Regions from separate parts of the Homo sapiens genome. Here region 2 is linked to region 1. A link is an interaction called in ENCODE POLR2A ChIA-PET data of the cell type or tissue named here. Cell type or tissue: Panc1. All regions are shown on one strand. Each heading gives the region's core, and the rest is flanking DNA. Links, peaks and the distances in the headings are about the cores only. Region 1 overlaps TARBP1 (tRNA guanosine 2 -O-methyltransferase TARBP1). Region 2 holds the start of LOC101927787 (a long non-coding RNA gene).

What was found. ChIA-PET counts read pairs that join two places held together with the same protein. Peaks named below come from ENCODE experiments on the same cell type or tissue, not always from the same donor. Only the 100,000 strongest peaks of a DNase experiment are listed, where the experiment ranks them.
Region 2: POLR2A ChIA-PET joins it to region 1 with 9 read pairs; 3 of 35 experiments call an interaction of 5 or more read pairs at or near these places.

Annotation. Positions count from the first base shown.
Region 1 is chr1:234,464,868-234,475,095 of GRCh38, reverse strand. It overlaps TARBP1 (tRNA guanosine 2 -O-methyltransferase TARBP1), which reads left to right. Exons shown (of 30, transcript NM_005646.4): 2 at 2,285-2,382; 3 at 3,839-3,908; 4 at 7,446-7,594; 5 at 9,388-9,440. Among named protein-coding and RNA genes, the nearest start is that of TARBP1, 9.2 kb to the left of the region's middle. In Panc1, for the core only: no CTCF peak of the experiment used is centred there; no DNase peak of the experiment used is centred there; H3K4me3 peaks cover 137 bases; H3K27ac peaks cover 874 bases.
Region 2 is chr1:234,638,835-234,652,164 of GRCh38, reverse strand. LOC101927787 (a long non-coding RNA gene) reads right to left here and starts at 5,876. Exons shown (of 4, transcript NR_125944.1): 1 at 5,660-5,876. LOC105373207 (a long non-coding RNA gene) reads right to left here and starts at 5,105. Exons shown (of 3, transcript XR_949286.3): 1 at 4,894-5,105; 2 at 4,193-4,294; 3 at 2,709-3,463. LOC124904554 (a long non-coding RNA gene) reads left to right here. Exons shown (of 2, transcript XR_007066950.1): 2 at 1,235-1,477. RefSeq lists an enhancer at 8,748-9,042 and a silencer at 8,748-9,042. In Panc1, for the core only: no CTCF peak of the experiment used is centred there; no DNase peak of the experiment used is centred there; H3K27ac peaks cover 3,591 bases.

The sequences.
Region 1 (10,228 bases), core at 1-5,000:
GATGTGGACTCCCTCAGCAAGCTGTGAGGCTAGCCCACCTTGGTCTTTAAAAACTTGTCAAAATGCCATTTTTAAAACTGCTTTTTGGGTGACCATGTCTTGCTCCTGTGCCAGAAGTAGAACAGATAAGTGGCCTTTCCATTCTTGGAGCGCCTTCCTTCCTTTTAGAATTCAGGTTGCATTGTGACCTCAGTTCTGATGCTCCCCCCACCCACCGCACAACAGTTTAGGATTTTGTAGATTTTTCAGCCTTTCCTCTTTGTATGACAATAACGATCTCCTATGGTTTTCTATGTCCTAATGAGCAACTGAAACGATACATATCTAAATGCCTTTATTTTGTCCTCATATTTCATTGATGGTTTGACTGAGGGTAGAATTCGAGCCTGGAAGATATTTCCATTCAAAATTTTAAAGGTATCTATCTATTGTCCCAGAAGCTAGAGCTTCCAGTATTGCTGTTGAGAAATCTGAAACCATTCTGAATCCTGTTTATTTATACAGGAACTGTTTCTCTCTATGGAAGTGTGTAGGATCAGTGGCTCTAGCATTCTGAAATTTCACAGTTTTGATAGGAGTCTATTTTCATCCTTGTGCTGGGCACTTGCTGGACCTCCTGTGCAATCTGGAAATCATGTTCTTCAGTTCTGGGAAATTTTCTAGAATATTCTGTGGATTATTTCGTCCCTTTCTGTTTTCTGTTCTTTTTTTAGATATTGAACTTCCTGGACTTTCTTGAAAGCATCTTTTCTCTCCTAAGGATTTTCTATGATTTTGGATTGAGTTTTTTTTTTTAAATGTCCCCTTTGTGTGTGTGTGTGTGTGTGTGTGTGTGTGTGTGTGTGTGTGTTTTAGAGACAAATCCTCGCTCTTGCCCAGGCTAGGGTGCAGTGGCGTGATTATAGCTCACTATAACTTCAAAATACTGGGCTCAAGTGATCCTCTCATCTCAGCCTCCAGAGAAGCTGGGACGATAGGTGTGCACCACCATGCCCTGATAATTTTTTAAATTTCCTTGTAGAGACAGGGTCTTGCTATGTTGTACCAGGCTGGTCTCAAGCTCCTGGCCTCAAGCAATCCTCCTGCCTCAGCCTCCCAAAGTGTTGGGATTACAGGCATGAGCCACCAAGCCTGGTCAGAATGTCCCCTTTTTAATAATATCCTGTTCTTATAATACTACTATCTTCTTAAGATATTGCTGAAAACTCTTTTAAAAGTTTTCTTCTACCTGTGTAATTTTGTTTTCTCCAATTTCCTCCTCCCACTCCATTTGTTTTGGTCTTGATCTTTAGTGTAGAGGTTTCCCCAACTGTCTGATGATTCTTAGATCCCTATTTATGTTTAAGGATAAGAAATCAAAATTGGGTTTAAAGCTCTAAGCCCATGAGTGGTGCTGTTGACTGAACTTCACCATAAGGTGATTTGGCCAAGCCATTTCATTAAGGAATCTCTGATATATTTTCAGATCTTTCCTCCTGGGCTGGCCAGATTCTGCAGAGAACATCTTCCAGTTGTCTGATGCATAGTGAGGGCCTGGCCAGCATTCTAGGACCTGAGGGGGCAGGTAGAGAGGAGTCGCAGCACCCAGGGTGCACACATGTTCGCTGAATCCCCTTTGTCAGTAGGACTAATGTCTGCTGTGTCCTGTGCCTCCCAATTCAGAGACGCACTATTTTACCTTCTCCAGAAAAGCAGTTCTAGTCTTTTCCTGTTCAGGACATAGGAAAGTGGCCTGGGGATGTGACTGTTTCTTAAACACTGAACACATCCTCTTTGGTTTAGCCTCACTTTTCACTCCACTTACCAGAGTAACTTTTGCAGCCACTTCCTTTGGTTCCGGGGGATTTTGCAGCATAAATCAAATTGTTTCCTGGCTTTCCCTTTGTCAACTTAAAATTCTCATGACTTGAGTCAACTTGGTTTTCATCTGATTTTCAGATTCTGTATTTTATTGCTGTTGTCTGCCCCCAGTGTTCTCCATTCTTTTGGGGTTTTGCCCTTGAAAAATCCTTTACTGTTATAGTGAGATTCTTAGGGAGAGAAAGTAGAGTTTATATGTGCAAATCTGCCATTTTTACCCAGAACTCCAAAACAGTAATCTTAGTGCAAAAAAAAATCTCCCTCTGAGATTCCCAAGCCCCCTATCCAGGCTCTGATACAGGGGCACCTCCATTATTAGAGAATCCATTTGGTAATAGTGGCATTATTTTAAGAACTGCTGTCATTGAGAAACTTATGAAATTTGCAAAAGGAAGAACTAATTTTCTTTTTTAAACCATATCAGGCCCAAGTCTGTTTTGGTGGTCTGAGAGGAAAAAAGATGAGCTTCTAAAGTTTTGGGAAAATTATATTTTAATTATGGAGACTTTAGAAGGAAATCAGGTAAGTGTTTTTCTATTTTAGCAAATCCTACAGTAGATAACAATTTTTCTTTTTTAAAAACATTCATTAAAAGCGATACAAAGAGACTAACTCAGATATAGCTGGTGATGATAGAATCCAAGTATACTTTGTTGTCTGGCATAAATGCAACTTAGAGTGTAAGTTGTTTCAGGAAGTTAAAGAATACTTTCAGTTGACAAATTATTCAAAAATTTGATCTTCCCTTGCCATTCTAAAACTTTAACGTTTATCAGTATCAGTATCACCCAAATGGCTTATTATAAAGTATAAATTGCCATGCCCTGTCCTCAGACTTTCTGGTTCAGTAGGTCGGGGTGGGGCCTGGGACTTTTGAGTTTTTTTTTTTTTTTTTTTTTTTTTTTTGGAGACAGAGTCTTGCTCTCTCGCCCAGGCTGGGGTTCAGTGGCACGATCTCAGCTCACTGCAACATCCGCCTCCTGGGTTCAAGTGATTCTCCTGCCTCAGCCTCCCAAGTAGCTGGGACTACAGCCACGACACTGGCTAATTTTTGTATTTTTAGTAGAGATGGGGTTCCACCATGTTGGCCAGGCTGGTCTTGCACTCCTGACCTCAAGTAATCCACCCGCCTTGGCCTCCCAAAGTGCTGGGATTACAGGCGTGAGCCACCGCACCCGTCCAGGACTTTTGAGTTTTTTACAAGTTCCCAGGTGATATGTATGCTGCTGTTCTGGGAACTACACTTTGAGAACCATGGTTTCCATTCTGCAAGTTGGGGACCACAGAGGTGCCAGCCATCTGTGGAGTCATTGTGAGGTGTCAATCCAAATGTGCACCAAACCTTGTTTGTGGACTTAAATAATTACTTATATGTGCTAAATATATATAGATGCAAGGATGAGGAGTAAAGAAAAAGCATTTCTAAATTCAAATTAACTTTTATGGTTTTCTTTAATCAGTAGATCCATAAAACCCCCATTATTTATTTAGAAACCCAAATTTATCCATATTTTGAAGGATATGTAAATTAATCTCAAGCAAACGTGTCAGCAACTTTGGCTATGTGGTATTAAGAACATGGAACTCCGAACTGGCCGTTCTAAGCGTGTGCAGCCATGAACAACTTGAGTGACTAGAGAAAACATTTCAGTGTCTTTTTTCTCTTTGTAATATCTTAGTATTGGCAGTCCTACCTGCCTGCCAGGACAGTTGAGGATTCTATGACATGATTTATGATAATCACTGTATAAATGGTAGACTTTAATGTAGCTGTAATGTGGTTATATTCATTAGCTTTGCCATACTCAGTCTTACATACCTGAATCATACTATTGTTTGAAAAACTGGATAAATCAGGCTCTTTCTACATATGTTTTGTAGAAACAGAAGAGCTACTGTGAAATAAAGAGATGAAAATTGCCTGACATTTTTCAAGATGCATTTTCATTTCATATGATTTTTTTGCTCTTATTTTTAGATACATGTTATAAAGCCAGTTTTACCAAAGCTAAACAATCTGTTTGAATATGCGGTGTCAGAGGAAAATGGTAACGATTACTTTTATTTTATTTTTTAATAACATTTATGGTTTTCCCCTGATTTTGTAACTAATTCCTGTTCATTGTAGAGAATTTTGAAAAACTATAAAAGTGTACAGAAGAAAATATAATCATCTTGTAATGCTGCCACCAAGAGATAACAGTTGTTACCATTCCAGATACACACCTTCTGGATCATGTTGTTCATGTTTATCTCACTTAGCATAATAACTATATGCATCTACTCATATCCTTAAATCGTCTTTAAGAGCACAATTTTGGGCCAGGCGTGGTGGCTTATGCCTGTAATCCCAGCACTTTGGGAGGCAGAGGTGGGCGGATCACCTGAGGTCAGGAGTTCAAGACCAGCCTGGCCAACATAGTGAAACTCCGTCTCTACTAAAAATACAAAAATTAGCCAGGCATGGTGGTGTGTGCCTGTAGTCCCAGCTACTCGAGAGGCTGAGGCAAGAGAATCACTCGAATCCAGGAGGCGGAGGTTGCAGTGAGCCAAGATCACACTGCTGCACTCCAGGCTGGTGACAGAGCAAGACTCCGTCTCAAAAAAAAAAAAAAGAACACAATTTAAAATAGCCACAGAATTTTCTACAATTAAGAGATAAGGTTAATTTTTTAAACCGTTGATGATGGAGAATTTCAAACATTTATAGAATGAGAAGAGTGTGTGTGACGCACCTACCACCCTCTTTAATAACGATCGTCTCACGGCCAGCCTTGCTTAGTGTATCCTATGTAGCCTTCCCTGTTCCCTTCTTGCTAAATGGTTTTGAAGCACATCCCTAGATATCCTATCATTTTATCTGTGAATATTTCAGCACATTTCTTTAAAAGATAAGGACTCGTCGATAGGGTTTCAATGATGACATAGTCTGTGGTTTTAATAATTGCTCTTTTTTTTTGTTTTTGAGATGTGGAGTCTTGCAATCTGTTGCCCAGGCTGGAGTGCAGTGGGATGATCTCGGCTCACTGCAACCTCTGCTTCCCGGGTTCAGGCAATTTTTTTGCCTCGGCCTCCCAAGCAGCTGAGATTACAGGCATGCGCCACCACACCTGGCTAATTTTTGTATTTTTAGTAGAGACGGGGTTTTGCCACGTTGGCCAGGCTGGTCTCAAACTCCTAACCTCAGGTGATCCACCTGCCTCAGCCTCCCAAAGTGCTGGGATTACAGGTGTGAGCCACCGTGCCTGGCCAATAATCACTCTTTGGTATGAATATATCTTTTTAACTGGTTTCCATTCTTATTCTCTTAGTATATCTTTTCCAGTGTTTCTTAAGTTTTCAGTTATTGTTCTGTATCTTGTACTTCTTAGGAAGAGAAAATTCCGGGATATAATTTCAAATGTGTTTATAAGCCCTTGATCACTATATTATGAGAGCTTTTTAGGAGATACACAATGAAGCTGGAGCTTCCTAAATGTATTTTATAAAATTAAGTTTAATGAAATAGCTAAATGCAGCCCAATAGTGTTTTGGCCTGTGTTCATATGAATGATAAAATGCCACATTATTGTGTTTACACATGAGAATTAACCTAGGTAAATGGTTTTTAGTGCCTACTCTAGATAATTACAGTTTAATAGTTTGACCCCTTAGGAATTGAGCTTTATTCAGCTGATTGCTGTAGTTGTTTTCTGATACACTGGGATTTTTCACAGACCATAAGCATCTGTAGTTGCACCTGGGGCTAGAATTTAATTGAATCTTGTTGTGACTTCACTTATTCATTTACCATTAAAATGATGCTCTTATTACCACATTTTGCCCACAGCTCTTGAGAAACCAAATCAAATAGCAGTGACTGATTTTGAAAAATTACCATTGCCAAAGAGTTGAACAAGCATCTTGGTGTAAATTACAAATAATGGATTAATTTATTTATAGAATGTCATGAGTTAAAAATGCTGAGTATTTTTCTCTAATAGAAGTAAAAGATATTTCAAAAGAGTTAGAAAAATATCTCTAAGATATTTATTTATTCCATGGTTTTGATTTGCTCACTCATTTATATATTTACTGAATAAATATTTACTTAGTGTCCAGTACATGCTATTAGGTTGGTGCGAAAGTCGTTGCGGTTTTTGCCTTTTTTTTTTTTTTAAAAAAAAAAAAAAAAAGGCAAAAACCGCAACGACTTTCGCACCAACCTAGTAATTATTGGGGGTAAAATGGTGAGAGAGATGTGGTATTTTTCACCTGACTTTTGTGTTTTCCATGAAAAAATAGTTTTGATTGTAAGATATATGAGGGGAACAGACAAGGGGCTGATGAAATGGACTCAAGGGTGAGTGGGGTAGTCAGGGAAGGCCTGTCTTATGATGACATCTAAGCTAAGAGTCCAGGCTGAGAAGGCACCACCTGGGACACAAGCCCTGAGATGGGAGCAGCTGTAGGAGGCAGAACAGAAGGACCAGCAGGGCTGCAGCAGAGTTGGTGTGTGGAGTGGGGGATGAGGTTGGAGTGGCAGTCAAGGTCAGTTCATGCCTTGTTTGGACTTTATTCTAAGAACAATGAGGAGATGTTGAAGGATTTTAAGCAGAGGCGTGACAATTTCATATTTCTGTGTGAAAAATGGATTGAAGTGGGATAAGAGAAGAATTGGTTGAAACTATTCCAAATCTGAAGTTCCAACCTGCATGCATGGGGTAATATTTAATTTTTGTACACTGTAGCAGTTACAGCATTCGTTTACAGTCTTTCTTATTTTTTCAAGACAGAGTCTCACTCTGTTGCCCAAGCTGGAGTGCAGTGGCGGGGCCTGGGCTCACTCTAACCTCCGCCTCCCAAGTTCAAGGGTTCAAGCGATTCTCGTGTCTCAGTCCCTCCCCCACCAGTAGCTGGGATTACAGGCATACACCACCATGCCTGGCTGATTTCTGTGTTTTTTAGTAGAGATGGAGTTTTGCCATGTTGGCCAGGCTGGTCTCAAACTCCTGGCCTCATGTGATCCATCTGCCTCGGCCTCCCAAAGTGCTTGGATTACAGGCATGAGCCACCATGCCTGGCCCATTTACAGTCTTTCAAAATTAAGCTGCCTGAATACGGAATACTGAATACCAAAATTTTTTTGGTTGACATACTCAGATGTGACTAAAAACAGTCTGGGTGCGGTGGCTCATACCTGTAATCCCAGTGCTTTGGCAGGCCGAGGATGGAGGATCACTTGAACTCAGGAGTTTGAGACCAACCTAGGCAACATTCTGAGACCATGTTTCTAAAAAATATTTTAAAAATTGTCTAGGCGTGGTTTGCATACCTGTAGTCCTGCTAGGAAACTACTCAGGAAGCTGAGGCAGGAGGATCGCTTGAGCCCTGGAGTTTGAGGCTGCAGTGAGCTAGAATTTTGCAATTGCACTGCAGTCTGGGTGACACAGTGAGAACCTGTCTCTCAAAAAACAGTAACAAAAACTTCTTGTAGTGTTATAATGAAGTTATTGTGTGTGTTTGTACATTATTTATGAGTATGTAGTCTTGATGGTGAAATGAAGACAGAATCAGATGTCAACATTTGATGTTTGTTTCCACAGGATGTTGGCTCTTTCACCCATCCTGGCATATGTGTATTTATAAAAGAATGTTTGAAAGTGAAAACAAAATCCTGTCCAAAGAAGGTGTTATCCATTTTTTGGAGCTGTATGAAACAAAGATTCTTCCATTTTCACCAGAATTTTCTGAGGTAATGACACCCTGTCCCCTTCCTTGCTCCCATTGTTGAAAGGCGAGAGGTAAAAATACACTAGGATTCTGTATCAGCAAGTAACATTTTGGAGATTTGCATCCAACAAATCATATTTCTCTAAACCCAGCTTTCCTATTTGGAAAAAGCTTATGTTGTTTCTCAACAAGCCCAACGGTAGAACTGCCTGTATTATTACCATTGTGAAAAAGTAGTTGTATATTATCGATATTCAGAACAGCGTTAAGTCAAGAATCGTAAGCATAAGTCAAGTTTTCACTATATGAAAACTGGTATAGAAGCTATCAGGTGATGCTGTTGTCACCGTTCTGAGCCACTGATGACTGTTATTTGTTTAGTGATGCTACTGCCTCAATTCTGACTCAATGAATTGCTGTTGTCTACTATATGAAATAGGGATTGCCTTCTAAGCAATATTTATTAGAATCTGTACTTCCATTTGTCAGGAACTACGTGAGGCAGAGACAGTGGGAGTTATAGCTGTGATTTTAAGTTTTATATTATGGTGTCATGTGAGTCCCATGATGACTTCCTTAGGTAGAGTAATCTACCTCTCATTTAGAGGTGACCTAAGTCAATTTTTTTCTTCTTTTTCTTTCAATAGCTGTTTTTTTTTCGAGATGGTGTCTCATGCCTGTCACCCAGGCTGGAGTGCAGTGGCATGATCTCGGCTCAGTGCAACCTCCGCTTCCCAGGTTCAAGTGATCCCCCTGCCTCAGCCTCCTGAGTAGCTGGGATTACAGGTGGGTGCCACCACACCTGGCTAATTTTTGTATTTTTAGTGGAGATGGGGTTCCACCATCTTGGCTGGGCTGGTCTCGAACTCCTGGCCTCAAGTGATCCACCTGCCTTGGCCTCCCAAAGTGCTGGGATTACAGGTGTGAACCACTGTGCCTGGCTTCTTCTTCTTCTTTTTTAAAAGAATGATTGAATATATTTCTCAGATAGTGATATAATTTTTTTGTTTTTGAGACAGAGTCTCACTCTGTTGCCGAGGCTGGAGTGCAGTATCGTGATCTCAGCTCACTGCAACCTCTGCCTCCCAGATTTAAGGGATTCTTATGCCTCAGCCTCCCAAGTAGCTGGGACTACAGGTGCACGCCACCATGCCTGGCTCAGTTTTGTAATTTTAGTAGAGACAGGGTTTTGCCATGTTGGCCAGGCTGGTCTCAAAATCCTGGCCTCAAGGGATCTGCCCACCTCAGCCTCCCAAAGTGCTGGGATTATAGGTGGGAGCCACTGCACCAGCCTAAGTCAGTTTTTTCTAATTATTTTAATATATGCTGTGGTATATTGATATGCATCATGTTTCTACATTCTATTATTTCTGCACTTCATGTAAGCTTGCTTTTCTGACCAGTATCTAATAGTAATTTTTGAGTATAATTTTTTTCCTCTTTATCCTCTAGGCATAGGGGCTTAAATTTTCTCTTGAGTATCTTTTTGGTTTTCCTGTCATTACCTTTATTTTCTAGCATATGTTTCTTCTTTGGCTTCCTTCCTTCTTTCTTGACCCAACACATGAACTCTCTTTTTAGTATGGCATAAATTTTAATCAGGTGGGAAAATTCTGTACTTACTTTGTTTTTCTGGTAGAATTAAGCTTCCCCTCCAGGACCAGCACTAAATTTAGCCTGCAGCGTAAGAGATCAGCTTTGCTTATAGCAGGTCTTCTGTAAGCCTGTGTAGGATGTTCAATCAGGGAAACTGACTTCAAAATTGTATTTACAACTAAGTTTCAATTACGTGTCTTTTTTTTTTTTTTTTTTTAGTTTATTATTGGACCATTAATGGATGCGCTTTCAGAGAGCTCTCTGTATAGCAGGTAAAGAGACATTATGTTATGAAGTATTTGATACATACATTTCATGTTAAGAGACATGACCAGATTGTTTCATGCATTTGGCACATACAGTATGTTGCTGAATAGACAGTTGAGTTTTTCTTATCATGTGGTCCTTTTTCTATCTGTTATTCTTCTTGCATTCTGATTTGCATCAAGTGTTTCTCCTTTGTTTTTTCTTGTTTCCTTTTTCTGCCTTGAGCTGCTCTATTCTTGGGCTGTTGGAAACTATGTCTTCTACAGCACACTTTCTTCTCCCTACTGCTGCTTCCTGCTCTCTTGGAAGTTGTAATGATTTTGACTAACCAACACTTTAAACTTATTTTCCTTTTTCTTTTAACTTAGTTTTACACTTACAGAAAAGTCTTGAGAATAATCCAAAGAATTCTCATTTCCCTTTCACCCATATTCCCTGAATGTTAAGGTTTTACTGCATTTGCTTGATCGTTGCCTCTCCCTGTGTGCGCATCTTTCTTAGCTTTGTCTACTGACCAGACTTACTCATTTATATCTGTTTGAGTGCCTGTCTGTCCGCCATCCATCCATCCATCCATCCATCCATCCATCCGTTCATCCATCCATCCATATTAAGAACCGTGAATTCACACCAGGACGTCCAGTTTTAGTTCAGTACTGCAAGGTTCATTCTAACCTTTTCCTTTCCGTATCTGACAGTGGCTGCTGTTATTCATCCTGTCTCTACTTATAGGCCACAGTTAAAGTTTTGAAAAGGTTGACAGTGAGAAGTTTGTCAGGATTGTACCTTAGCC
Region 2 (13,330 bases), core at 5,018-10,017, 170 kb before region 1:
GGTCAGCAGTTTGAGACCAGCCTGGCTAAGATGGCAAAACTCTGTCTCTACTAAAATTACAAAAAAAATTAGATGGGCATGGTGGCAGGCACCTGTAATCCCAGCAACTTGGGAGGCCAAGGCAGGAGAATTGCTTGAACCCGGGAGTCAGAGGCTGCAGTGAGTCGAGATCGTGCTATCGCAATTGCACTCCAGCCTGCGCAACAGAGCGAGACTCTGTCTCAAAAAAAAAAAAACAAAAACAAAACAAGTGGGCAAGAATTGCCAAATATGCATAAGGAAAATTATCTCAGAGAGGCTGGGGGTGGGGGTGAGTGGACAGATCAGCTTAGCCTCTAAGGTAGGGCATGTATATGCTTGTAGTAAGAAGTTATATAAAGGGCCTTCTCTTTATAGGAACAGTAGCTTCTGCCCTAATCCTAGGTCATTGTCATCATCTACCCAAAGGGGTAGGCAGTAGACACTTGATGAGGGTGGAACAGGTGAAAGTAGTAAAGGCTGCTTGTAAGAGGTGAAAAGAAGGGCTATTCAACAAACGGTGTTGGAACCAGTGGCTAGCCACTTAAAAAAATAAATTAAGCTCATTCTTACCACACTCTTTCCCCCAATAAATTCCATGTGTATAAAAAATTTAAAGGTAAAATTTGAAACCATAAGGTTTAAAAAATCATGGGTGTGTTTATTGATCATCTCTGTCTAGCAAAGTCCTTTCTAGTGTAGAAGCCACAGATTTAAAAAATTATAAATTTAATGCCATAAAAGTATACATCCTTTTGTATGACAAAATTACCTTTAAAAATGTGACAATCAGGGCAAATACTTGCAACATATATGAGAAACACAGGGTTAATTTTCTTAAATTATAAAAAGCTGGTACAAACCAATAAAGAAAAGCTGGCACGAATCAATAAATTAAAAATTGGGCAAAGAATATGAATGGGCAGCTTATAAGGAAAGTCACACAAATGTGTGATAAGCACACTTACTTGAAATTAAGAATGCATATCCAAATCATAACAGGATGCCATTGTTCACCTAATTGGCAAAAATTATAAAGTGTTCACCTAATTGGCAAAAATAATTAGTGCCTGTGAAGATATGTGGAGAAAGGAACTCATAAATATTGTTATGGGGACTGTTAACTGGTGGTCATGTTGCTAATATTAATAGACTCATCTGAGAGCAATTTAACAATAGCAATTGTAATTTTCAATGTATGTTCCCTTTGATCCAGGAATTCCACTGCTTGAATTTAGATTACTACTACCTTGACAAAATTATACCAAAACACATCCCAGCACTTTGGGAGATGGAGGCGGGAAGATCACCAGGTCAGGAGATCGAGACCATCCCGGCTAACACGGTGAAACCCCGTCTCTACTAAAAATACAAAAAATTAGCCGGGAAACACTTGCTACTGTTTTAGACCACTACGTTTGGGGGTGATTTGTTATGTAGCAATAAATAATAGAAATAACCATGATCCCAAATTTTTGTGCACATTCGTGTGTGTGTGTGTGTGCGTGTGTGTGGTGTTGTGTACACAATTGGCCCTTGAACAACATGGGCTTGAACTGTGCAGGTCCACTATGCACAGATTTTCTTCTACCTCTGCTACCCCTGAGACAGCAAGACCAATCCCTCCTCTTCCTCCCCACTGCTCAGCCTACTCAACATGAACACAATGAGGATGAGGACCTTTAGGATGATGCACTACCACTTGACACATGGTAAGTAGATTTTCTCTTCTTTATGATTTTCTTAATAACATTTTCTTTTCTCTGGCTTACTTTTTTCTAAGAATACAGAATCTAAGACATATAACATATAAAATAGGTGTTGCTTGACTGTGTTATTGGCAAGGCTTCTGATCAACAATAGGCTTTTGGTAGTTATGTTTTAGGGGAGTCAAGAGTTATATGCAGATTTTCAACTGTGTTGGGGGATCGGTGCCCCTAACCCTCATGTTGCTCTAGAGTCAGCTGTACATGTATATGCGTACACACACACACACACATACACACACACAATATTTTTATATATGCAAATGTACATCCACATTTGCTGTGTTTTGCATAATTTTGAGGCAATAGAGAACAGAAGGAACTGCTGAGAATGGTTATTTTTGAGTGGTGGACTGGAAGGCAGGGAAGCTGTGATAGTTAATTTTAGGTCTTAACTGGATTAAGGAATACCTAGAGAGCTGGTAAAGCCTCAAATCTGGGTGTGTCTGTGAGGGTGTTTCCAGAGGAGACTGGCATGTGAGTCAGTGGACCGAGTGGGAAAGATCTGCCCTCAATGTAGGCGGGCACCATCCAATCAGCTGGGGGCCCACATAGAACAACAAGGCAGAGGAAAGGAGAAATCTTTCTTTCTTTCTCCTGGACCTGGGACACCCTGTTTCTGTTGCCCTTGGATATCAGAACTCCAGGCTTTTCAGCCTTTAGACTCCAGGACACCCTGGGTTCTCAGGCCTTTGGCCTCAGACTCAGAGTTGCACCATTGGCTTCTCTGGTTCTGAGGCTTTTGGACTGAGCCATACTGCAGGCATGCAGTTTGTGGGCGGCTTGTCATGGGACTTCTCTGCCTCCATAATCATATGAGCCAATTCCCCTAATAATCCTCTCTTTATCTATCTATCTATCTATCTATCTATCATCTATCTATCTATCTATCTATCATCTATCCATCCATCCATCTATCCATCCATCTATCTCCTATTGGTCTTGTCTCTCTGGAGAACTCTGACTAATACTAAGATCATCTTTGTTAGAAATGGAATGTTAATGCTCTGTCGTTGCCTGTATGATCTATAATTTTTTTCTTGTGTATCTTTTAAAATCTTTACCTGGCTTGGGAGGAAACCATCCTTTTTTCTGCTCATATTAGCTTTTCTAGAGTCTGGAAGCACGTAGTTTCTGCACAGTACCAACCTGGACTGAACAACAGTAATATGCTTAACATTATCCAAAACTGATTCTTGTTATCAATTGTGCAGTCCTTGGAGTCATATTTGAAGGTCCACATCCTGGCTCCATCATTTCCATCCTCTCTAAACCTCAGTTTCCTCTTCTGTAAAATGCAAATAATACCTGTACCTACCTATATTTGTTATCTATTGCTGTATGATAAATTATCCCAAAACTTAGCAGCTTGAACCAGTAAACATGTATTAGCCACAACTTCTGTGGGTTATGAAGCCAAGCACGACTCAGCCAGGAGCTTGTGGCTCAAAGTATCTCATGAGGTTGCAGTCCAACTACTGTCTGAGGCTACAGTCCCATCTGAAGGTGTGACTGGGGCAGGATCTTCTTCCAAGTCCATGCACGTGGTTGCCAACAGGATTGCATCCAATGGAGTCGGTTGGACTGAGGGTTCCACTTTCTCCCTGGCTGTTGGCTGGGGGTCTCCCTCAGTGCTTTGTCATATAGACCTCTCTACAGGGTGGCTCATGGCATGGCAGCTGGAGCACCAAAGACAGAAGCCACAGACTTTTTACAATCTGATCTTGAAGGGGACATCCTATTATTTTGACATACTCTACTCATTCAAGACAAGTATATGAATCCAGTCCACACTCAAGGAGAAGAGATTATACAAGGAAGTGAATGCTAGGAGGTGAGGATCAACAGGGGTCATCGCAGAGACAGCCTACCACAAGACCTCATAGAGTGGCTGTGAGCATTAAATGAATTAATGTCAGTGTTTAAAACATAGTATTGCTCAACAAATAGAAGGTCTTATTAATATTATAGATATCCGTCCATGTTTAACATTAAATACCAAATGTTCTCTTTTTTTTTTGAGACAGAGTCTTGCTCTGTCACCCAGGCTAGAGTGCAGTGGTGTGATCTCTGCTCACCACAACCTCCACCTCCTGGGCTCAAGTGATTCTCCTGTCTCAGCCTCCCGAGTAGCTGGGACTATAGGCGCACACCACCACGCCTGGCTAATTTTTGTATTTTTAGTAGAGACAGGGTTTTGCCATGTTGGCCAGGCTGGTCTTGAACTCCTGACCTCAAGAGATCCACCTGGCTCGGCCTCCCAAGGTGTTGGGATTACAGGCATGAGTCACCTTAAGTGCTCTTTTTCTGCAACTAATTTGTGTGAGATTTCAGAGAGGCCCTTTGGCCAGAAATGTACTAATTTATCCACCTAGGTGTTTTCTCAGATTCCCCAGGGCAACACTGACTTAGGAGCGGCTCCTGCCAAGCAGTGATGTGGGCTGGGCCTGTCATGGCTTTGGGCCCTCTCAGTACAGCTCATCAAGCAGTCATCAAGTCTGTATTAGTGCCTGTAACAAGAAGGAACCCAGGTAGTAACTGAGGACCCAGCAGTGAACCAGGCATGTGTAATTTCTGCCTTTACAGGGCATGCAAGTTACTGGAGGGGGTTCAGACAGAGAAAAGACAACTTCAGCTATTCCTGGGTGCTCTTAAATACTGATACCCAGAAAGGCATAAACCTAAATGATTACTCTTCTCTTACTACCTCAATATTTGAGGGTAAATGAGGAGGTTTATTATTGTTAATTATTTAATTTCAGAAATATATAATTTATTTAATTAAAATCTATTTAATACCTAAAATGTTACATTTATGAAATTTACTAACACCAAGTATGCCCTCACTCTGGTGGAGGCAGGAAACTAAACTGCTTGCCACCGTCATGACATCAGGTTCACAATGTGGTGCTACTCTGGTTTCCTAGGAGACTTAGCCCTGGCACAGGCACACAGCTGGACACATGCAAATAATCGCTATCCTCGCCAGGTGTTCAGCTGCTCTTCCTACAAGCATCTCTACAGTCTCAAAAAGTATATATTCATGCATTCAACAACTATTTTATGAACAATAAGCAAATGCTATATTGGGGTGCTCTTTGGATCCCACCTATTTCCAAATTTCCAAGACTGCATTCTCCCCATTCATTGTCCTCCAACACAGCTTTCGAGACCATGAATTGGGGTCTTCCGCTCATAGGCATGCCCAGCACAGCATAAGGTAGAGAGCAGAACAGGAGTCATCAGAGTGGACTCTGAATCAATCACAGAGACAACAGCAATAAGCCACAAATACTCAACAAGCAGGGAAAAGGGGCAAGGGAGTACAGTTATAAAGCGCAAAAGTTCTCCAAACATTTTAAACATTTTCTTCTCACTCTTACGATTCCCACTTTCTGTGTAGGAAAACAAAGAAAAAGAAATGACTTGTATGAGGCACATCCTCCAGAATGAGTTGACCCAGAGTCTTTATGGAATGAGAAGGGAGAGAATTCATAATTAAATAAACAGCAAACAAACCTCAGGACAAAGTTACCCCTTATCTTACCTAAACTCTACAGTATTGTAATTTACTCAGTCAATCAATAAGTATTTTTTAGCATCTACTCTATACCAGGTACTATTCTAAGCTCAAGTTTTATCATGGTGCTCCAGTTTTCTCCTTGTAGTATTTACATTCAATAAACACTTATTTCTAAACCTACTGGCGTGCAGAGCTATAATCTGTAACCTATCGTACACTTCTGAAAAATATTAACAGAACCTTAGTTGGCAAGATCAAGAACTCATTAAAAATGGGGTTTAGAGAATAAAAATTTAAAATGATACTATGTTTGAGTAATTACACATATATATGTAAAAATATATACACAAACCAAATATTCAGGAAGATACCAATTCTGAAACAAGCTCTGTCTATATTAAAGAACTCCTCCGCTGGAAATGTTTTCTCCGTAATCTCCTTCAGATATTTAGTATATATCTGTGATATCATGATTTTCTAGGGCATATTCTCCAACAAATGTCATGTTACATAAGCTATGTGTTCTTTCATGTTTAGAAACTAGCCCTTACTGTGAAGTATAACATCTTCTTGCACTCACATCCTCCCTTGTTTTATTTGTGCAAATCTCAGCAAAATCTTGTGTAACTGTATTAGTCAGCTTCACTGCATAACAAACAATCCCCCAAAATCTCAGTTGTTACGTCATCAATGTATTTCTTGCTCATGATACACGTAGGCTATGAGTCTGCTATGGCTCTGTCCCATGTGTTTTCTCATCCCAGGATGCAGCTGAAGGAGCAGCTCCTATCTGGAAAATGCTTTTCTCTTGGAACAGGGCAGAAGAGCAAGAGACCAAGTGGAACCACATGATCACATTTAAAGCTTCTGCTCCTAAGTGGCATATACCTTGTCTACTCATACGTCATTGGCCAATGAAAATCACATGAGCAAGCCTGATAGGGACAGGGAAGTACACTTACTTATAAGGGGTCTAAGGCAGGGATATATAACCCTTTTAAAGGAGAAAGGACAAATAATTGCAAACAATGCCGTAATCTACTACAGTAACCACTTGGCAACTTCCCAAAATATTGAGGAACTTAAGGGCACATTTTTTTTTCTGGATCTACATTTCTATCCATTCATTGAAGGGTAGAACACAGGCAGTTCCTCAATCCTGGCATGCATAACCTACAGGAAAGGAAAGTCATCACTGTGAAGGATATTGAACTGAGCCCAACATCTGCTAAAAGATCACAGATTTTGAAATTTTAAAAAACAAATGCTGAACCTCATTATTACAACACTAGGGTTAACAAAGGATTGCCATAGTTTACTCAGCATTATCCTGGCAACTTCATTTCACTAGTGTCCAATTTTGTTTTTAGTTTCCTGGGATTCAAAACCAAAAGAAGGGAAAGGAGTGGCAAACATTCATGGTAACACTCGTATAATGCTCTAAAATTTATTTAAATAGCACTTCCACATTCACAGTAATTGCAGAAGTGATGAACACAGTTAAGAAGGACATGCTCTCCTTGGGGAATTAGAAGTAGGAGAGGCAGGATAATATTTGCTTTTATATGAGAAGTAAAATTATATTGTAGGGACCTAAATCATTGCAGGTATCTGTTTATGACATTTGTTGGAAAAAACTGGGACAGGATACTGTTTTCCTTCCTTTAATAATTTTAAATCACCTCCTACATGACAGGCGCTGTGAGATGAATATCTCATACTTACATATACACGCGCCTATTATTTCCACATCTCTGATTTTTCCCTGTACCCAGGGATTTACTTCTAGTCATAAAAGATGGCTTACCTTAGATTTCCTGCCATAAAGCTCCTTCCCTTTATACTAAGTCTTACTTTCTACAGTTGGCTTAAGAGACACATTTTATAATGAGAAAGCTAAAATGGAGTCTTTTTAAAGACATGCCCAAGACACACATAATAGCAAGATGACTACTTCATTCCTTAATTTGTGGTCCATTGAGATGACTGATTGACATATAGATAGTCAGACAGATCAGTAGATACATAAATAGCTACATGGATGAAAGACAGATGATAAAGAGAGAGAGAGATGAAACACAGACGATAGAGAGAGATGAACAGTTTCTCACCCTTGGTGTACGAAGTGAGGAAGTCAAGGTAAAACAATGGCAAGCACTATGCCTCGGTCATAGTACCCACTTCAAATTGGAGAGCATGGTCAAGTCAACCTTCTAGAAAGAAACAAGAGCCGTGTCAACTTTGTCATTCAAATAAATGTCCACTATGAATACTGTGCCTTCTTAAAGAACTTGGAGCTCAACATTTTGACATTTCATATAGTAGCTAGCACATTATGACCATGTAGTAGATGTTATAGTGAATTGTGTCCCCCAAAATTCATATGTTGAACCCCTAACCCCACTAACCTCAGAATGGGACTCTATTTGGAGACGGGGTCTTAAAGAGGTAATTAAGTTCAAATGAGGTCATTGCTGTGAGCCCTAATCCTATACGACTGGTGTTTTTTAAGGAGAGGAAATTAGGATACAGATGCACTCAGGGTGAAATCCGTGTAAGGTGAACTGGTGAAGGTGGCTATCTATAAGGCAAAGAGAAAGGCCTCAAGAGAAACCAAGCCTGATGGCACCTTGATCTCAGACATCTAGCCGCCAGAATTGTGAGAAAATAAGTTTCTATTGTTTAAGCCACTGAGTCTAGGGTACTCTGTTATAGTAGCCCTAGCAAACTAATATAGTAAATATTTAAAAAATCAGCTTCTCTTCAATTTATTTGGAAAAAAAGAGACAGTATTACCAATACTTACATTTATGTAGTAAGGCAGCATGGAAAATGGGTATATACTTGCTTTTGTCTGGGCCTGGGTTCAACTCACTGGCTCTACCACTCTCTAGCAATGCATGTAACCTTGGACAAATTACTGAATCTCTTTGTGCCTCAGTTTGCAGATCTGTAAAATGGGGTAATAATAGTACTTATCTCACAAAGTTGTTAGGAGGAATAAATGAATTAATAATATTTGAAAGCACTTAGAATAGTGCTTAACACATTGTGACCAATGCATAAATATGAAATACAACAGTTGGAAAGTATTGTGAAATCCAGTCTATAAAATCCTTTTAAATTCTAACAATTAAAAAAACATGTAAGTGTATTCTTATTACAGTGAGAAAATATGTCACAGCATTCAGAGTTTCTAGTCTGTTTAGTAGAAGGGTTATTGGGTTGAGTTTGCATTTTGGGGAAGAGGGAATGTGCTCTAACGACGAAGATGGTCATGACCCATGCACCCTGATGTCAGTGATTGTGAACCATTTCCGGAGAGGATTTTAACATTTGCCAAAGCTTTCACGCTTACTGGCTTTCCCCGCAACATTCATTGCCATGAGAACCATGGAGAGGGTACAGAATGTGTGCTGAAAAATGTTCACAGGTGCTATTTGCACATGACTTGCTGTAGGACGGGGGTAAACACAACTTGGTTTCTACTGGTCAAACTTTAACTCAAGATAAACTTGCTGACTGTGAAGTGTACCGCGTGATTGTTCAGTGTGTGACAGCAAACATAAACAGTCGGGGGAGCGGGGGCGTCCCAGGGTCCAGGGACCAGTGTGTGTGTCTTTCAGGAAGGCCAGCCTGGCTGCAATCTGCTCTGGTCGGGCGGCACCCCGCAGCTTGCCTCTGCTTGTGGGTTGTCAATGGGGAACATCACATGGTTGACTGTGAATGTGTTTGGGGACTTAGAGCTCCCAGCCCACTGATTTTTAATACTCATTATGGTTTCTGCTTGGAAATCCTGAAGGACTGGCAACTGCCTAGATAGCAGTTTTGACCAATAGAATCTTAAACAGAAATGACCAGTCATGGAAAATGAGTTTTTTAAAAATTAACTTAAAAAAATTTTAGACTCAGGGTATACTTGTGCAGGTGTGTTAGAAGGGTATATTGCATAATGCTGGGGTTTGGGCTGCTATTGAATCCATCACCCCAATAGTGAACATAGTACCCAATAGGTAGTTTTTCAGCCCTTACCCCACTCCCTTTGTCTCCCCTTCTGGAATCCCCAGTGTCTACTGTTTCTGTCTTTATGTCCACGTATGCCTATTGTCTAGCTCTCATTTATAAGTGAGAACATGACATTTGGTTTTCTGTTTCTATGTTAATTCACTTAGGATAATGGCATCCAGCTGCATCCATATTGTTGCAAAGGACATGATTTTATTCTTTTTTAGGGCTGCATAATATTCCATGGTACCACATTTTCTTTATCCAGCCCACCAGGAATGGGCACTTAGGTTGATTCCATCCTCTTTGCTATTGTGACTAGTGCAACTATAAACATCTGAGTGCAGGTGTCTTTTTGACATAACGATTTCTGTTCCTTTGGGTAGTTACCCAGTAGTGGGGTTGCTGGGTCAAATGGTAGTTCTATTTTTAGTTATTTGAGAAATCTCCATACTGTTTTCCATAGGGGATGAACTAATTTACATTCCCAATAACAGTGTATAAGCATTCCTTTTTCTCCACATCCTTGCCAGCAGCTGTAATTTATTGATTTTTTTTTTTTTTGAGACGTAGTCTTGCTCTGTCTCCCAGGCTGCAGTGCAGTGGTGTGATCTCAGCTCACTGCAACCTCCACCTCCCAGGTTCAAGTGATTCTTCTGCCTCGGCCTCCCGAGTGGTTGGGACTACAGGCACACGCCACCAGGCCTGGCTAATTTTTGTATTTTTAGTAGAGACGGGGTTTCACCATATTGGTCAGGCTGGTCTTGAACTCCTGATCTCGTGATCCGCCCACCTCGGCCTCCCAAAGTGCTGGGATTACAGGCTTGAGGCACCACCCCCAGCCTATTGACTTTTTAATAGCCATTCTCACTGGTGTGAGATGGTATCTCATTGTGGTTTTAATTTGCATTTCTCTGATGATTAGTGATATTGAGTATTTTCTCATATGTTTGTTGGCCACTTGCATGTATTCTTTTGAGATGTGTCTATTCATGTCCTTTGCCCACTTGGAAAATGAGTTTTATAAACCAATTGGGAAAAGAGGAAAGTGTCATCAATAGGGAGATAGCACCTGAGATAGATTTTGGAGGATATGACTTCTCTGAGATCAAACTTGCCTTTGATACACTGGGAACATTTTTATGAGCATAAAAATTCTAAAAGAGACTTGAAATATTTTTCTCTCATGTCATTTCAATCCATGGAGCTATTAAAATTTTCAAAACTTCAGGGCAAGAAAGATATATATCATCCGAATGTAAGCATTTGAGTAAGCAATCTCTGCCAGGGGTGGGGCGGGTAGGTTGACAATACTTAATATATATTTTTATTTACATAGAACTGAGCCATTGCTAGCCTCACATATCTAGAAAATAGCTTAGAAACAATGAATTTTTTAAAAAATAAAACAACACTTGAGAGACGCTTTTCTTATGCTTTTCTCAGAGAAGAACCAGCCCTCAGTTCCTGACTTGAAAAGCATTTATGTTTATTGCACACATATCCTTAACCAGTGTGAGTTTCTCTATGCCCACAGCAATTTAGAAATAGAAAATCAGCATTAGGGAGAAGGCTTTGCATAGTCTTGCACACTAACAAGAGGTAACTGCTGATGGCCCAAAGAAGAGAGCAACAGAAAAAAAATGTAAAAAACAGACAGGCACAAGAATTCCAAAAGGCACAGTAATTTGGGACCTCTCAGGTGTGCAGGCAAATATTTCTCTCCCTCTCTCTTTCTCTCTCTCTCTCTCTCTCTCTGTGTGTGTGTGTGTGTGTGTGTGTCTTTCTCTCTCACTTCTCTCTCTCTCTCCCCCCAACCATGGCCTAAACCTATTATTTTTTATCCGATAGCAGTGAAATCAGTTCTTTTTGTGATAATGTTACAACCAAGAAAAGAAAAAAATAAGAAGTTAAATAAAGTTCCTCCACTCTTTAAGAAAGCAGGGGCGGTTGAGTTACATTTTAGAAAGTGTTCTGCCAAAATCTTCTCTTTTGTTCCTTCTTTATTCCCTTCCTCCCTCCATTCCTTTTTTCTTTTTCTTTCTTTCTTTCTTTCTTTCTTTCTTTCTTTCTTTCTTTCTTTCTTTCTCTTTTCTTTCTTTCTTTTCCTCCCTCCCTCCCTTCCTTCCTTCCTTCCTCCCTCACTCTCCCTCTCTTTCTTTCTCTTTCTTTCTTTCCTTCCCTTCCTTCCTTCCTTTCTCCCTCCCTCCCTCCTTCTCTCTCCCCCTTTCTTTTTTCTCTTTCTTTCTTTTTCTTTCTTTCTCTCTTTCTTTTTCTTCTTTCTTTCTTTCTTTCTTTCTTTTTTCTTTCTTTCTTTCTTTCTTTCTTTTTCTTTCTCTCTCTCTCCCTCCCTCCCTCTCCTTCCTTCTTCCCTCCCTCTCTGCCCACCTCCCTTCTTTCCTTCCTTCCTTTCTTTCTTTTGGTGCTTTGAAGGACCAGCTCTTACTTGCCTAGAACTCAGCAATCCAGAATGGCTACAAAGCAAGCTGAGATTTTATGGTGTTTGTGCCATCATTTGCCAGTATATAGATGTGGGATTACACACTGTGTGATCAATGTTAGTTCCTATCCTTTAAGAATCGTCTCATGATTTTTAAGTTCCTGAACAGCCGAACGATTGTTGAAGATACTGTTACTTGAAAGGAAAAGAAATAAGGAGAAAAAAAATGAATGGAGGGAATTGTTAGATGATATGTTAGAACAAACATGACATCATCAACATAGTGGGAGGGTAAAAGGGAGTTCCCTTAAGGCACAAACAAAATTTCACCGTCCCATTTATTTTTACTTTTAGTTTAGTTCACAGACTTCAGAACCTGCTCATTATCACCAAATGCTCTTTCAAATGATGAAGTACTGAAAGAAAAACCTAAGTCACCTCCACATATGATATATAAGAAATGTTGGCACATCCAGATCTTCCTAAGGAAAGAGGGTTTGACTACAGCAATGTTGAATGCAAGCCTTATCAATTGCATCCTTCCTTCCTTCTTCCCACTCATAATACACACATATGCCCCTTGTATGTTAGGAACATTGTACTGGAGGGAATGTATAAAAACTCTAAGTTAATTCTTTTCTGAGGGCTTGCTATCAGCCAGGTACAGGGTTAAAGTACAAATACTTGATTATCACTTGACCACACCCTTGTGAGGAAACTGATGCTCAAGAAATTTAAGTAAAGTTTCTGAAAGACACACAGCTTGCAAACAACAGAGATGGGATTTAAAACAAGGTTGTTTATTAACCACTGGGCTCCACTACCTGCCAATGGGGTGTAAATAGTGATCCCTGGAAATAAATGACCCCCATTTTCTTAAAGGGCAGGGATAGGTTGAGAAAAATAGCCACTTTGATGGTATAGACCTGGAATGTGTGGAGGACCTTTGCACTACGCAGAATGGAATTGCTGGGCCCACTGATGTCGCTTAATAATTGACAGATGGCCTGTCTAAGTGACTCACATGCAACTCAGATTTCAGGGCTGGAAAGGCCATGGGCTAATGTGGAAAGGAGGTGCATCCCTGGGCAGGTTCTGTGGCCAACCACCCTGTTTAGACAGCTCTCCGTTCACAGAGAGCTTTCTGCTACAGTGAGCAAAATGTTTACAACCTGATGCCAACTTTTATCATACATCGAGAGGCTGCCTGTAACCAAATCACCCCTGCCCTGGGCAATGTGCTCTGTGTACAGATCTCCATCAGTCACACAACAGGTGCTTAATTCTTGGTGACAAAAGGTGACCTCAATTTCTTTAAAGATATAGCAAGCCCTAAGGATCCAATTATATGGAGATTGGGCCAAGTGATCCTAGAGGCCTTGCCTTCCACTATTTTGAGGTATTTACAAAATGCAGATAAAGGAATTGGAAAATAGAAATATGTAAACTGGGAGAAGAGAGAGAGAGGGAGAAATTGACTTCTGAAATTATTAGCCTGTCAACCTAACATTGGAGAAATATAGCAACCATTGATGAAAATATCAAGTTGTCAGCACTTAAACAGAGTGCTAAGAAAGC